Regions from separate parts of the Homo sapiens genome. Here all the other regions are linked to region 3. Evidence: chromatin contacts called from ENCODE Hi-C or POLR2A ChIA-PET data. All regions are on one chromosome and are shown on one strand. The core of a region is the stretch at or near the end of the contact, and the rest is flanking DNA. Distances in the headings are between cores, read along the strand shown. Region 1 holds the start of HOMER1 (homer scaffold protein 1). Region 2 holds the start of SERINC5 (serine incorporator 5). Region 3 holds the start of HMGCR (3-hydroxy-3-methylglutaryl-CoA reductase). Region 4 holds the start of JMY (junction mediating and regulatory protein, p53 cofactor).

The links. Hi-C counts contacts between places; a loop is a spot of excess contacts on that map. ChIA-PET counts read pairs that join two places held with the same protein, here RNA polymerase II (POLR2A). Pooled maps may share reads with other maps.
Region 1: a map of CD8-positive, alpha-beta T cell shows a loop between it and region 3 (12-fold over the local background). The contact joins the promoter of HOMER1 here to the promoter of HMGCR in region 3. A Hi-C loop is called at or near these places in 2 of 168 maps with a recorded cell type or tissue (B cell and CD8-positive, alpha-beta T cell) and 6 of 50 pooled maps.
Region 2: a loop to region 3 is called in a pooled map, with 5 times the contacts of the local background. The contact joins the promoter of SERINC5 here to the promoter of HMGCR in region 3. A Hi-C loop is called at or near these places in 1 of 50 pooled maps. POLR2A ChIA-PET finds 5 or more read pairs at or near these places in 2 of 52 experiments (WTC11 and activated B cell).
Region 4: a loop to region 3 is called in a map of B cell, with 19 times the contacts of the local background. The contact joins the promoter of JMY here to the promoter of HMGCR in region 3. A Hi-C loop is called at or near these places in 2 of 168 maps with a recorded cell type or tissue (B cell and naive thymus-derived CD4-positive, alpha-beta T cell) and 8 of 50 pooled maps.

The regions. Positions count from the first base shown.
Region 1 is chr5:79,512,721-79,515,852 of GRCh38, reverse strand. HOMER1 (homer scaffold protein 1) reads left to right here and starts at 1,719. Exons shown (of 9, transcript NM_004272.5): 1 at 1,719-3,083. The coding sequence starts at 3,079. RefSeq lists enhancers at 997-1,186, 895-1,442 and a silencer at 1,437-2,146.
Region 2 is chr5:80,254,577-80,257,683 of GRCh38, reverse strand. It overlaps SERINC5 (serine incorporator 5), which reads left to right and starts at 1,636. Exons shown (of 12, transcript NM_001174072.3): 1 at 1,636-1,788. The coding sequence starts at 1,762. RefSeq lists enhancers at 1-536, 537-1,470 and silencers at 1,324-1,763, 1,874-2,153.
Region 3 is chr5:75,335,604-75,338,897 of GRCh38, reverse strand. It overlaps HMGCR (3-hydroxy-3-methylglutaryl-CoA reductase), which reads right to left and starts at 1,678. Exons shown (of 20, transcript NM_000859.3): 1 at 1,598-1,678. RefSeq lists enhancers at 648-1,206, 1,207-1,767 and a silencer at 1,447-1,566.
Region 4 is chr5:79,234,875-79,238,330 of GRCh38, reverse strand. It overlaps JMY (junction mediating and regulatory protein, p53 cofactor), which reads right to left and starts at 2,200. Exons shown (of 11, transcript NM_152405.5): 1 at 649-2,200. The coding sequence starts at 1,680. It overlaps LOC124901011 (a long non-coding RNA gene), which reads left to right and starts at 2,308. Exons shown (of 2, transcript XR_007058836.1): 1 at 2,308-2,520. RefSeq lists silencers at 671-965, 1,249-1,518, 1,689-2,128, 2,159-2,208, 2,249-2,298 and enhancers at 639-1,058, 1,110-1,746.

The sequences.
Region 1 (3,132 bases), core at 470-2,969, 4.2 Mb before region 3:
TTGATATTGATCTATAACTTTCCTAATAATCACTTCATAGGTTGGTAATCCTATGTTTTGGATTTTCCAGGTCACTTCAGATTCAAATATTTTTTCCTAACGTCAAATGGTGTGTCTAGATTTTGGTCTGGAAAACAGGGTCACTAAATTTGTAGACTAACTTGAAACAGTATTGGCCTTTGGCAATACGCAGCAATTCTATTTCTTGGCCATGCTTATCAAGTTAAGTAAAATAAAATCAAAGTTCACTATATGATTTACCTAATTAAAAAATTGTTTTAACCTAATTACTTTAAAATAATTTAAAAACTCTGTAGTAATTTACAATGTAAAAAGCACTCATAATATGGTGTTTATAGACACACATAGCTAGTAAACCTATAGACAGCTACTCACCCTTGCCATACAGAAAATGCAAAACACACTTAAGAGATATTGTAATTACATATTATGTGGTCAAAACTAAAGAAGACGAAAATATGCTTGTGTTAATGAAAAAGGATTTGGTGCTCTTTCTTATTTTTAATTTTTAAATTTTAATTTAAATTCCACAGACTGAAACCCATATACTTTTTCTCTTTCTTGTTTTACTGGCTGGAGCCAAGTGTCATGGAACTCATATTCTTGATGAAGAGAAACTGAGAGGACACACTGGCATTTGCTATACGTGAACTAAGATTGACTCATTTTCCTATGTCAAAACTGCTATTTTGCAAATAAAATTACTATCCTTTATAACATTATTTCGTTTGCTTATTGCTCTGCTCTTTATTCTTTCGTGTTTCAGGTAACCACTAACAAAAAGTTTAAAAGTCGACTATGTCCAGAATGGCACTCTATAATTGAAAATTTAGGTGATTTTTCCGAAGTCCTGTTGGAAGCACATCTACCAGCAGTGTGATCAGGCTCTCCCTCCCACATTTCCCTGCTAGTCAGGACAAGAGAAGCCCGGGGGTGCTGCTGCAATAGCGGTGGGAGTGGGAGATAGGCTATTACCCGCTTGACACTGCACTTTTGCTACGAATGATTCACTCAGGTTTGGCACATTTGTTGCAAGGAAATCTCCTCCTCCCGCCGCTTCCTTGTTCGAGCTCCTCTCGGGCTGTCTCCTGTGCTTTGGCCTTTAAGGAGAAGTGAGAGCAGGTGGGCACACAGGAGCTCGCCGAGTCCTCCTCCCCCTGCTCCTTCCCTAATTTAGCAGTACTTCCGGCCGCGTGACATCATCCCCCGCACCTCGGTGACGTGAGCTGCGGGTGACGTGTGTGCGGAGAGAAGCGCGCTGACGTTGCTATTTAAAGGTCCTCCTGCGGGGAGGATGGAGACACAGCGCGAGCACCTGGTGTGGGGCGCGGAGGAGGCTGTGGCGGTCGGGAGCGGGGCCAAGAGCCAGAGGAGGAGCAGAGCGCACGGCCAGCCAGCCGCCAGCCTCTAGGGGAGGGGGGAAAAGAAGGACGAACGGACTGAGGGCCTGCCGCCGGCCCAGCTCCCCACGAGGGCCGCTCGGCCCCCCACCATCAGCCTCTCCGCCGCCTTGCGGCTGCTGCTTTCTCCCGCGGCCCGCTGCTCGCAAGGCCCGTCGGGCTCCCGGGACCAGTCCGCGCCCCAGCCCCCGGCCGCGGCTCCGCGGCGGCCACCGCCTCCCGTCCCTTCCCGCGAGCAGAGGGAGGGACCGCCCTCGCTCCCCGTTCTCTCCGCCCCCTTCCCGCCCCCCGCAGCCCACTCTGCCGCCGCGCTAGCTTCACGCCGGCGGCGCTGACCGGGAAAGCAGCACCCTCTTCTCTGCCAGCCGGCCGGCCGGCGGAGGCGGAGGCAGCGGCAGGCTTCAGGCCGCCGGGGCTGGCGCTGCTCTGCCCGGCGGTAGCCGGAGGCGGGCGCTGATGGAAGTGTGAAGAGGCGGCGGCGGGGCCCGGGGAATGTGAGGCGGCGCGTGGCGGCGGCGCGGAGCGTGAGAGACGAGGAGTAGGGGTGGGGGCGCTGGAGCGGCGGCTGCGCTTCGGCTTCGAGCCCAGCTCTCCTGGCCCCAACGCGGGCTTAGCCTCCCGCCTTGGCTCGGGCAGGCGCCCGTCGACCCTTCGGCCCCTTTCGCCCGCCCTGGAGCTGGGGGCAGGGTGCCAGTGGAAGCGTGGGGCTTGGCTCTGTGATTCATTCATTCTCCGCCGACGGGAGCCTCAGACCCGCTGTGCTCTGAAGAGAGGAGGGAAGAGGGGGCAGCCGCGAATGAAGGGCCGGGCACCAGCCGGGCTCCATTGTGCTCGGCGGCGGGGGGCGGGAAGGGGCTGAGGGAGGTGGGATCGGGTCCCCTCCTCCAGCTCTCCGGCGTGCGCTGCGCCCCCAGCCTGCTGCCAGCCTGGAAATGGCTCCGTTTATTCTCTTCGGGAGAATGAATCGATCCTGCCTAGCCTTCTCTTCGTCCTCCCCACCTCTTCTCTGCTCCGAGTCTTAGGAGGAGAAACATTTAAAAAGACAGATTCCAATGTGGAGTGCCGTGCAGGTTGCGAGCTGCCGGGTTTGCACTTCGAGGAGATTTTCCTGTGTAGTTTTTTTCCTAATGTGAGCGCAGGGAAGCCGTGGCATTACTGCTTTTGGGATTTTTATTCACGTGCACGTCGCGTTTGGTTGCTCGCTCCACCCCCGGAGACCTGGTGTGGTGGAGAAATTTGAACCCGCAGCCTTAGCTCCGAAAAGGCCGAGTTACCTGGCTCTCCCTGAGTGTCGAGGAGGACATGAGTGAAATGACCAGCGAACTCATTTTTTATAGGACTCGGTGAAGCCGGATTCTGCATTTCCCTACTTGTAGACTCATTTTGTGGAATAGAGTTGATCGCTGTCTCCTCCGCAAAGCATTTTAACTCGAATAAGCAAATGCCGCCTCTGTTTGAACGTTTTGGTATTTACAAGAGAGAAATCATTTTACCTAAGAGAACTAATTGAATTGGCAGCATCCTTGAAATACCTCCGGACAAGGATCTGGGGGTGGGGGTGGAAAAGCAACTGCGAAATAGCAGACGGAGAAATTCCTTTGGAAGTTATTCCGTAGCATAAGAGCTGAAACTTCAGAGCAAGTTTTCATTGGGCAAAATGGGGTAAGGATTTTTGTGCTTAACACAGCTTCGAATCTGTTTATGTATGTGT
Region 2 (3,107 bases), core at 387-2,886, 4.9 Mb before region 3:
ACCGCGGTCGTAGCCAACAGCGAAGCTCATTAGAAAGTCCTGGTGAGAGCCTCAGCTTCTGATGAGTCACAGATCGCCACGGAGCAGGTTGCTGCGCTTGACTGATTGGGTTTACCCTATTTTTGTTTTGAGTTAGAGCCAACTGTCCTCATTCCTTTTCGTGGCTCTGAGTAGGGCCTGCTCCATTATATCTCTTTCTCTAAACGCCTGCATCTGAGATGCTGGAAAATCCTGCGCAGCTCATAACCCAAGGCCTGGTTTCCATTCACCTTTCCTCTTCTACTCCTAAGCTGCCCAAGACACTCCTTTGCCAGAGCTCTGTCTGGAAACGAGTCCCTCTAAGGTCAAGCCTTGCGTCATGTGCCAGGGGATCAGACGAGTGGATTCCAGGCCCAGTTTTACTTCCTCAACTTTGCTGTGAGGCTTTGGGCAAGTTATTTAACCTCTCTGGGCTTCAGTTGCCTCACCGCTAAAATGGGTACGGTAATGCTTATTTGAAAGAGCAAAGGGATTGGCGCAAAAATCGCACTAACAGAAATATCTTCATTCCGGCAGGGCGCGGTGGCTCACGCCTGTAATCCCAGCACTTTGGGAGGCCGAGGCGGGCGGATCACCTGAGGTCAGGAGTTCGAGACCAGCCTGGCCAAGATGGTGAAACCCCGTCTCTACTAAAAATACAAAAAATTAGCCGGGCGTGGTGGCAGGCGCCTGTAATCCCAGCTACTCGGGAGGCAGAGGTTGCAGTGAGCCGAGATCGCGTCACTGCACTCCAGCCTGGGCGACAGAGTGAAGCTCCGTCTCAGAGAAAAAAAAGAAAAAAAAAAAAGAAATACCTTCATTCCTCTTGGGGAGGTGGCTGTGAGGACAGCAGATCTGAGTGGGAGAAAACCTAGAGACGGCCTCCCTGCCTTCTGTATGGAACAAGCAATTATTGGGCACCCTCTTTTTAGTGAGGAAGCAGGGACGGAAAATGAGTCCTTGGGCCAGCGCAGGAGGAGAGGCTGGAAAACATATCAATATTCAGGAAGGCACGGAAAGGGCTCTCAATGGATCTCTCACCAAGTGCCATCAGGGCAGAACAGTCAAGGGCCCAGGGATTCGAGGAAGCTTGGGAGGCGCGGAGAGCCCAAAAGTTGAAAGTTTTCTTGGCAGATGAGGGAAGGAAAGGGATTTCAGGAACAAGGATCTCGTGGGTGGGCTGTCCCAGTCGGCGCGCGGCAGAGCGCAGACCAGCACCCGGCGGTCTGGTCTGTGCAGGAAAGGCAGGAACCGCTTACTAAGGCTCCAACCTTTTAGAGGCAGCAACAAGCTCTTTCTCTGGATCCGAAGGCGGAGAGGCGCTGCGCTCTCATTTGGCGAGGGCCCGAGCGCGGCCAGACCGCGCACCAGACCCGGAGCGTGGGGCCCAAAGGCTGGCGGCCGACTCCGGAGCTCGGCGCCCCAACCGGGAAGTGATCGCAGCAGCCCACCCGCCTGACGCCAGCGGAAGTGCGAGCCCGGGTCGAGCCTGCTCCGCCGCCGGGCGCCCGGGAAGGGGCGGGCACGGGGCGGGGCTGGGGGCGGGCGAGGCGGGGCCGGCGGCGGGGCGGGGCTTGGCCGCAGTTGTTTTTACCCAGGCCTCGGCGCCTAGGCGCTTCGCCGAGGCTGATCTTCGTTCAAGTGTGAGCTGCGGCTGAGCCCAGCGCTCGAGGCGCGAGGCAGCCAGGAGGGCCCGTGCGGCGCGGGGAGCCAGCGAGCGCGCCTTCGGCATTGGCCGCCGCGATGTCAGCTCAGTGCTGTGCGGGCCAGGTGAGCGAGGCCGGGCGCAGCGCGGGGGTTGTCAGATCGGAGAACCGGGCCAGGAGTCCAGGCGTGGAGGACCTGCCTGGGTGCGCTCCCAGCTCCGCGGCCGAACGTAGGGCCCGGGTGGGTCGCTCGGGCTGGCCCCGCGGCGCTCAGCCGTCCGGGAAATCCTGTGCCCTGGGCGGGCGGGAAGGGGCAGGGGGAAGCCCGAGAGGCTACCCCGGGGTCTTCCCGTCCGGCCTCCGGGACTCCGCGTGGAGCGGGGCGTGCCGGGCTCGGGCGGAGGATCCCGACTGCTCCAGGGGCGTGTCGCCTCTTGCGCCGAGCACTGGTGAATAGCGCTGAGCTCCGTAGCCCTCTCCACTCTGCTTGTCGGATGAATCCAGGAAGAAAAGTGGGTTTAGGCACCGTCTCCTTTGCTATGCCCTGAATAAAACTCGGGTCAAACAACCCAGGCAGGTTGCGCTTGGCATCTCGTAGTCGAGCGTGGGCTCTGTACCTTTGAGAATGTCTCGAAGCCTGACTTCCAAACTACCGGGCGCAGGTCTGGGCGAAGGGAAAACTCAGCCCTGCTTCCTGAATTTCCCGACCCAACCCTGGCTCGGTACTAGCACGACTGCCTGGGTAGGGCTGGAACCTTCCTGCCTCTCTTTGCAAATAAACTTGTTCGAACCTGTTTTTTAACTCTCGCCTATTTAAACCTATGATGTCTTAAAACATTATGTCTCCTACCAGTTACTGCATCAGTGTAGAATTAGTACGTCTTAGCCCTGTAATGCTGGTTTCACTCCTTCCTGCAGAGTTAGAAAAAACGAAGTAGGTGAGTCTCTTGGATGTGGAGCTCTTTTCTCCCTTTACATGTGGATTATCAGCGTTTCGGTACAGAGTTTTAATGGAGTGTTTTCACGAACGAATCAGACTCTAGGGAGCATCCTGGTTCGGGGTGTTCTTGCTGACACTCAGCCTTTCCACAATCGAGGCCAGCTGTAAGTGATGGAGTGGTTAAACTGTGGGTTTCTGTAACCGGCGATTATACTGGCAGATAATCTGTCCTGTTTAGAGTGGCCACGTGGAGCTGTCTTGGTTTTTGAGGTCTAATACTGTGCTTGGCATACATTAAAGCTGGCCTTTTCAGAGTTGAGGAAATTGAGGCTTTTGACGACTGAGACGAAATGATTTTTTTTCCCTGTGTCAGGCAGAGAGAGAAAGAGAATGAGAATGGTCACCACCTTACCAGGTATTTGAGAACAAGGTGGACCAGGAAAGACTGTTTTCAGAAAGCTCTGCAAATCTTTTATTCCCGTTTTGAAATACTTTTTCTCCAA
Region 3 (3,294 bases), core at 429-2,928:
GCACTGGCAATCAGGAAATCTGGATTCTATACCCAATTAGCTCACATTCTATTACATGTTGTTTTTTAAGTCATATCTATTCTCTTCATTCACTTATGAAGCTAGAGCTCCAAAGTTCTCTGACAAAGATAAGTGTTAAATGGAATCATATGAAACTGCTATTTTTGTAGGTTAGTTGAATTTTAAATACTGGCAATTTCACATGGGTCAACCTAAGTAGACCATGTAATTCCATAATGTGGCTATCTATAGTCTAGAAACTAGACCATAAAGGAATACAAAGAGTGTGTGCATGCACGCATACTCACACTCTTATCTTGAAATGGTTATCCCACATACCCGACAATTTTCATGTTAATGCTGTAACCTATGTGCAATTTTGTTTAACCTTCATGTTACTAATTCCCATTTGTTTTGGCCACCAAGTTTATCATAAGTTCTGGAAGAACACTACAACAAAGCAGGCCTGCAAAATCCAGCCTATCCCCAAAGTACTGTCCAGGTCTTTGCTAGATTATCTCTAAATTGCAAAATGCCTTTCACTGCATGGAGAGGAAAATAAATTCATAAGTAAACAAAAAGTACATTCTCTACCTTGTGGGACGCCGAAATCATGCACATTTAGTATAGCCCAGAAACAAATGCTTCCTACGACTCTGCAGGACCATGTCTAAGAAGGAATATCCTCAAATCCTGAAATATTTCAAACGACTACTTAAGAATGGAGTACATCGACCTCCTCCTACTGCAGAAATTAACTGTTCTATATTTGTATCTCCAAGGTACATTTTTCCTAAAAGAATATCAGCACCAAGGAGACTACACCCCTTACCAAAAAAAAAAAAAAAAAAAGAGGGAGAAGAATCTTTTGAGTCATTGTGCGAATCCCCACGTTGGGCTCCGCATCCTCTCAAGCCGTTCTCCTGTAAATAACCAGACACATCTACACCAATCCACGGTTCTTTCATGGTTCTAAGTTAGTCAGCAGTATTTACAGAGATCTTTCCCGTCACCTAAAAGAAAGGTGCTAACGAACAGCAGTTCCTGGGCGTGAATGCCCGGATCCCGGGATGCAGGCGCTTCTCCCGTCTGCCCTGCGAGCTGCCGGCCCGACAGCCCCATAGACCCCTAGCATTTCTCGAATCCAGGGGCCTCCGAGGTCACCCTGCCTGACACCCTTTCCGCCCCGATTTTCGTGACCGTGCAGCCAGCACTGCCTACTCTGACTGAACAGGGACGATGAACGCAGCTACGCCCCGCGGGTCCACCGATGATGACCGCAGTCACGAAGAGGCCAGACCGCCGCCCGCCTCTCAAGCCCACCCCGGGACCCCGGGTTACTCCGGCACTGATGCCGGCCGCCGCTCGGCCTGCCGGGCCTCAAGGACATTCCTTGCAGTCCCCGCGGGTCCGAGCTGCCACACCGACAAAGCGCAACCGCAGCCCCCTCCAGGTCCGCAGGAGCTGCCGGTAGCCACTTCCCAGGGCCGAGGGAAGCTCCAGAATTGCCACCAACACAGCCCAAACCCCGCTCCCACCCATCTCCGCCCCGCTCCCCGCCGCCCCTGCCCCTCTTCTCGGTCACCGCCCGCCTCACCTCCAGATCTCACTAGAGGCCACCGAACCCCGGCGCCGACGCTCAGCCTGGCTCCAGTTAACGCAGTCGCGGAGCGGAAGGAGCCCTCACCTTACGCACGCTCGGAGCTGGACGAGCCTTCGACCAATAAGAGAGGATCGTTCGATTGTCTAGCCAATCGCCTGGGGGCTGCTCGGCCTGACGGCGCTACGTCACGAACGGTCGCCTTAACAACCGCCCACAGCTCTCTGCAGGGCCAAGAACAGGCACCGCACCATCTCTCACCACGGCTCGGCCAACCAATAGCCGTTCGAGTCCCAGCACTAGGGCCTGCCTATTGGTCCTAGAGCTGTGGGGGCGCACGCATGGCAGCTGCCTAGGCGGAGGCGATAGGGGACCAGGCGGGTGGAGTGTCCCACAGCCTCAGTGCCTGACCCGTGCTCGTCCTGGCTGTGATAGTACAGTAGGAGGCAGTGATAGGAAGCAGAATCGGAGCGTGAGGGAAAACGCAGGGTCAGGTCGATGACTGAAAGCTCAGTTACTAGCGCGGGAGAGATGGAGGGAAGCGGAGGCGGCCATGAGAAAAAGAGGAATATAAAAAAAGGGAAGGTGGCGGCGACGGGCACCTCAAACCTGTAACTGGCCGGTAGCCGAAACCAGCGCTTTCCCGAGATTTACCCATTAGTGTAAATGGCTCCGGTCACCTGCGTCTCTCTCTCTTGTGTGCGACATCCATTGCATACTGGATTCTCTCTGAAATGTGCCTCTCCTGCGTCTTCTGTGCGTTCCTTCTGCTCTCCGCCTGGTGCAGGGCTTTATTATGTCTTACTTAAAACAGTGCAATAGCCTCTCCTAACTGGTCTTCCCAGTCTTACACGCATGCACTTCCCAATCTGTCCTGCAGAACTCCCACATGCAGTATGTGGCATACTACTTCCTATTATGCCATAGACCCAAATCAGCGTTTCTCATTGTCTACTGGATTAAAGAAAGAACCTGTCACCACTAATATGGCCCCACCACACATTTCTGACGTATCTCTACTTTCCTGTGCGAACCTTACAGTTCAGCCAGGAGTAACTGGCCCTTCTTCAGTCACACTCAGTACCTTTTTACCTCCCTGCTTATGTTCTCTTTGTTTACCTTGGATATGCCTACCCATTTTAACTGCTGAGATCCTAAATATCCCTTAAGGACTTTTTCATATGCCACCTCCTTTCCTAATTCCCTCAAACACATCATCACTCCCGACCTTGAAAACCCATAAAATTTCCGTAGTATTTTTTTATTTGTCTTACTATCGTATGTGGAAATTTATTAAGGACAGGAATTGTATTTCACTCAATTTTTAAAGCCCATATTTTGAAACACATTACGAAGAAAACACTAAACACTCCTTAGTTTTAATAAATGATTATAGATTCTTATAATCCTTATATAATAGGTATTATTCCCATTTTACAAAAAAGTAAAAATTAAAGTTTGTCAAGCAACTTGCTGTAGATCACATAGATAATGAGCAAAACTGGAATTTGAACCCAGATCTAATGCTTAGGCTGGTTCTACTGTTCCCCACTGCTTCAGTGTAAGACCTTCATTCATATCTCTTTACCAAATGTTGCCTTTGAAATGCTCATTATGTGAAGTACACACTGTGGTTGGCATGGGAGATATAGTGACAAACATGACAGACATAGTGCCTGCCTTTATGAACCTTG
Region 4 (3,456 bases), core at 951-3,450, 3.9 Mb before region 3:
GCCCAGAATCTTTATTTCTACCTAAAACAGCAGTGAAACCTGAGCCATCTGTAAAGACCTGAGGTAGTCCAAAAAAAAAGAAACAAAACACTTCTAAAAAACCTTTTAAAAATAAATTTGCATCCGATAGTCACTAGGTGCTTTTTCACTTAGGTCACTCGTTTAAAAATGAATTTAAAATTTGCGTAGGTTGCCACACTGCACAAAGAAGAATCAAAACAGATCAACTTTGCTCCGTAAGACAAACTATTTTAAATAAAGGTGACAAGGACAAAGAAGAGTTGACATCTGGGCAGTTATTGCTGGAAGAGCTTTAGGGGTAGAAAAATGCTCAGGTAGCCCATGCTTACAGAACACTTTTCTTAGTGGCTTTAATTGCGCATTACCAGTACTGAGTAGTACACAGAGCGCACTTACTACTTTTGATAAATGGGGGAGGAAATAAAGACGAAGGTCCTTCAGAGAGTCAATTAAGCAGCCACCGAGAGGGATGAAGGGCAAGGTAGATCAGGAACCCCTCTTGGTTTCCGCTTGTCCAGAAAAACAACCGTCCTACTGCGCACACCCGACACCGAGGCTCCAGCCTTTGGTTTGGCCAGTAAACCAAAAGCGACCAGTAGAGCCCAGACTAGGAGCTCACTCACTCACCTCCTGGATGCGCTTCCTGGCCCGCTGAAGCACTTCTTCGTAGCCCTTCTGCCGCAGCTCGCTGAGGCTTTCGTAATACTCCTCGGGATCATCGGTCTCGGTGAAGAGCACCTGGGAGAGGATCTTCCAGCCGCAGGTGTCCAGGCCGTGGCCCAGGTAGACCTGGAGCTGGTAACACAGAGTGTCGATTTCCTGCTCGGTCATCTCGGGGGCGCCCCCAAACAGCACAGTCCACATGCCCGAAGGTTCCTCGGGGAACACCGGCAGGCACGGCTCCAACTGCGAGTTCACCGAGCACAGCTGCTGGTGCACGGCGCGCAGGTCCTGGAAAGAAAACAGTCCGGCCCAGCTGCACTCTTCGGCCGGAGACTCCAGCTCGGTGGCGGGCGGCGGCTGCTCCGCGTCCGAGAGCGCCAGAGGTGCCTCGTCCTCCTTCACCATTTCCAGCACCTCTATCTCCTCGGAGACCGTCCCAGAGGCGCTCACTATCCGTACAGAGGACACCTGGGCCTCTCTGGGCGCCGGCCGGGCTGCTGCAGCGGCTGCCCCCGCCGCATCGTCGGCTTCAGATGTTTTCTGACCCGGGATGGGTTTGGCCCGCACTGGGCTCCTAAGACGACTCTCCGCCCCTTTGCTGCCAGGACTCCGCAGCCGCGGGTCCCCCAGAAGGCTGCGAGTGCTCCGAGGAGAGCCGCCCTCCGCCCAGGCCGAGCTCCGCCGGGGCCCGGGGCTCCTAACCAGAGTTGCAGAGGCAGTGGCCTCGGGCCGACCCCTGCCCGCCGGGCTGCCGGGCCCGCGGCTCCCGTCGGACGCAGCTCCGCCGGCCTCGGCGCCCCCTCGCGCCCCCGCTTGCTCCCGGGAGCCGCTCCTCTGCCTCTGGGCCGTCCGGTTGTGGCAGGTTATGGCAAACTTGCCCTCAATCTCGTTCCAGGCCACAATAAAGACGAATTTGTGTTTCTCGCGCTCGTCGAACACATGGGGCCGCACAGCCACCCAGTCCGACTCGAGCGTCTCCTCCAGCGCGAACGACATGGTGGCTCCGGCTTCTCGCCGCGGGGAAGGGCCGCCGGCCCGGCCCGCCCGAGGACTCCCCGCTGGCTGCGCCGCGCCCCCCGCTCACCCTCGCCGGGCGCCTTCAGCCATCTTAGTGCGCCGGCCGGCTCTCCCGGCTCGTTCGCCTGTCCCTCCGCGCCCCGACCGCCGAGCTCCTTTGTGGCGCGGATCGAGAGAAGGACAATAAGCGTCCCGGGAGCAGGTAGTTCACATGGTCACCTGCGGCCGGATCTGTTTACAAGCTCCGCGCTGCCGCAGCGCCTCGCGGCCGCCCGCCGCCCCCCGCGCGAGGCCGTGGAGCTGCGTCTGCGGCGCTCCGGTGGTGAGGCGCGGGTCCCGCGGGGTCAGGCCGGCGCTGTATGCGTCCCGGTCGCTCGCCCAGGTCAAGATCCCCGCCCCCGCCCCTGGTGCTGCTGCAGAAAGCCCGGAGCCGGCCTGACTGATGAACCCGTCTCCTAAACTCTGCGCCTCAGCATCGCCACAATGTTGCCATTCGACTGCTGACGTCGGCGGCTCCACGAGGGACGTAAACATGGGCACGTGCCGCACGCTGGTGACGCGGCGGCGGCGGCGCGCGCACCCCGCCCGCGCGCGCCGGCGCCTCCTCTCGGCGTCCCCTGAGCCAGCCCGCGAGCGGCCGCGCTCCCGACTCTCCTTCCTTCCGCGCAGCCTCCAGTTCCCCGGGGCTGGAGCCGGCTGTCGGCTGGTTGCCGGCTCCGAGGGCGATGAGAGTGGCAGGTGTGCCCTGCTGCACAGGTGGCCTCCGAACCCGGGAAAAGAGGAACTAAGGCGGAGGAACTGAGACGTTTCGAATTCCAGGTATTGAGACCCTCGAATGTACATTTGCCTCCATTCTCCTGGAGGGAGCCCGGACGGAGAGTCGCTCCTGCGTTCAGAAGTAGCGTGTTGCCGCGGGGAACGGTGTGCTGAACTATGTGGGGCTCGCCCCCAGCCTGTTAGGTTCTCCCCTAATGCCCTTGAGACCAAAACAAAAAACAAAAACAATTCCAGAAGCTTTTCTGGAAAGACAGAGTTTAATATATGAAAGGAAGGTGTCTGAGGAAAGCCCAGTAACAGTCCAAAACAAAATGAAAAATGAAAATGCCATGTCCTAACAGCATGAATGTTTACATTTCAGTTCATTGGTGTTTTATTGCTTCAGGTTTCATCATTATGTACTGTTCTGTGAACCTCGTTTTGAGGTCACTGGGCTTTAGCCCTTTTGAAGTTGTATTCAATTATGGGAGTTCCCAGAATGCATATACAAAAACAGTCATATCAATCTCTGCTATTCTTACTAAACTATGATGAAACACATTCTTAAAATTAGTAGACTTTATAATAATTATTGGCATTCTTTTTCCGATTAGTATTCAAGTCACAGATGTTGTGCACCATAGTAAAGCACAATGGAAATTAGTTCTTTTACATTTATTCACATTTCTAAAGTATATACAAAACCGTTTGGATTAGCCTTGTATTGTTAGGTTCAGTAAAAACAGCTGTTTATTCAGATGACAGAACAGTACTGAACTAGCTAAGCTTCAAACTTAGTTCAGTATTGTCCATCTTAAACTCTAAGCTTCAACACTTGGTTCAGTATTGTCCTGATATTTGAATAAACAGCCAAAAAAAATTTTTTTTTTGAGACAGAGTCTCACTCTGTGGCCCAGGCTGGAGCACAGTGGCACGATGTCAGCTTACTGCAGCCTCTGCCTCCCGGGTTCAAGCGATTCTCCTGCCTCAGCCTCCCAA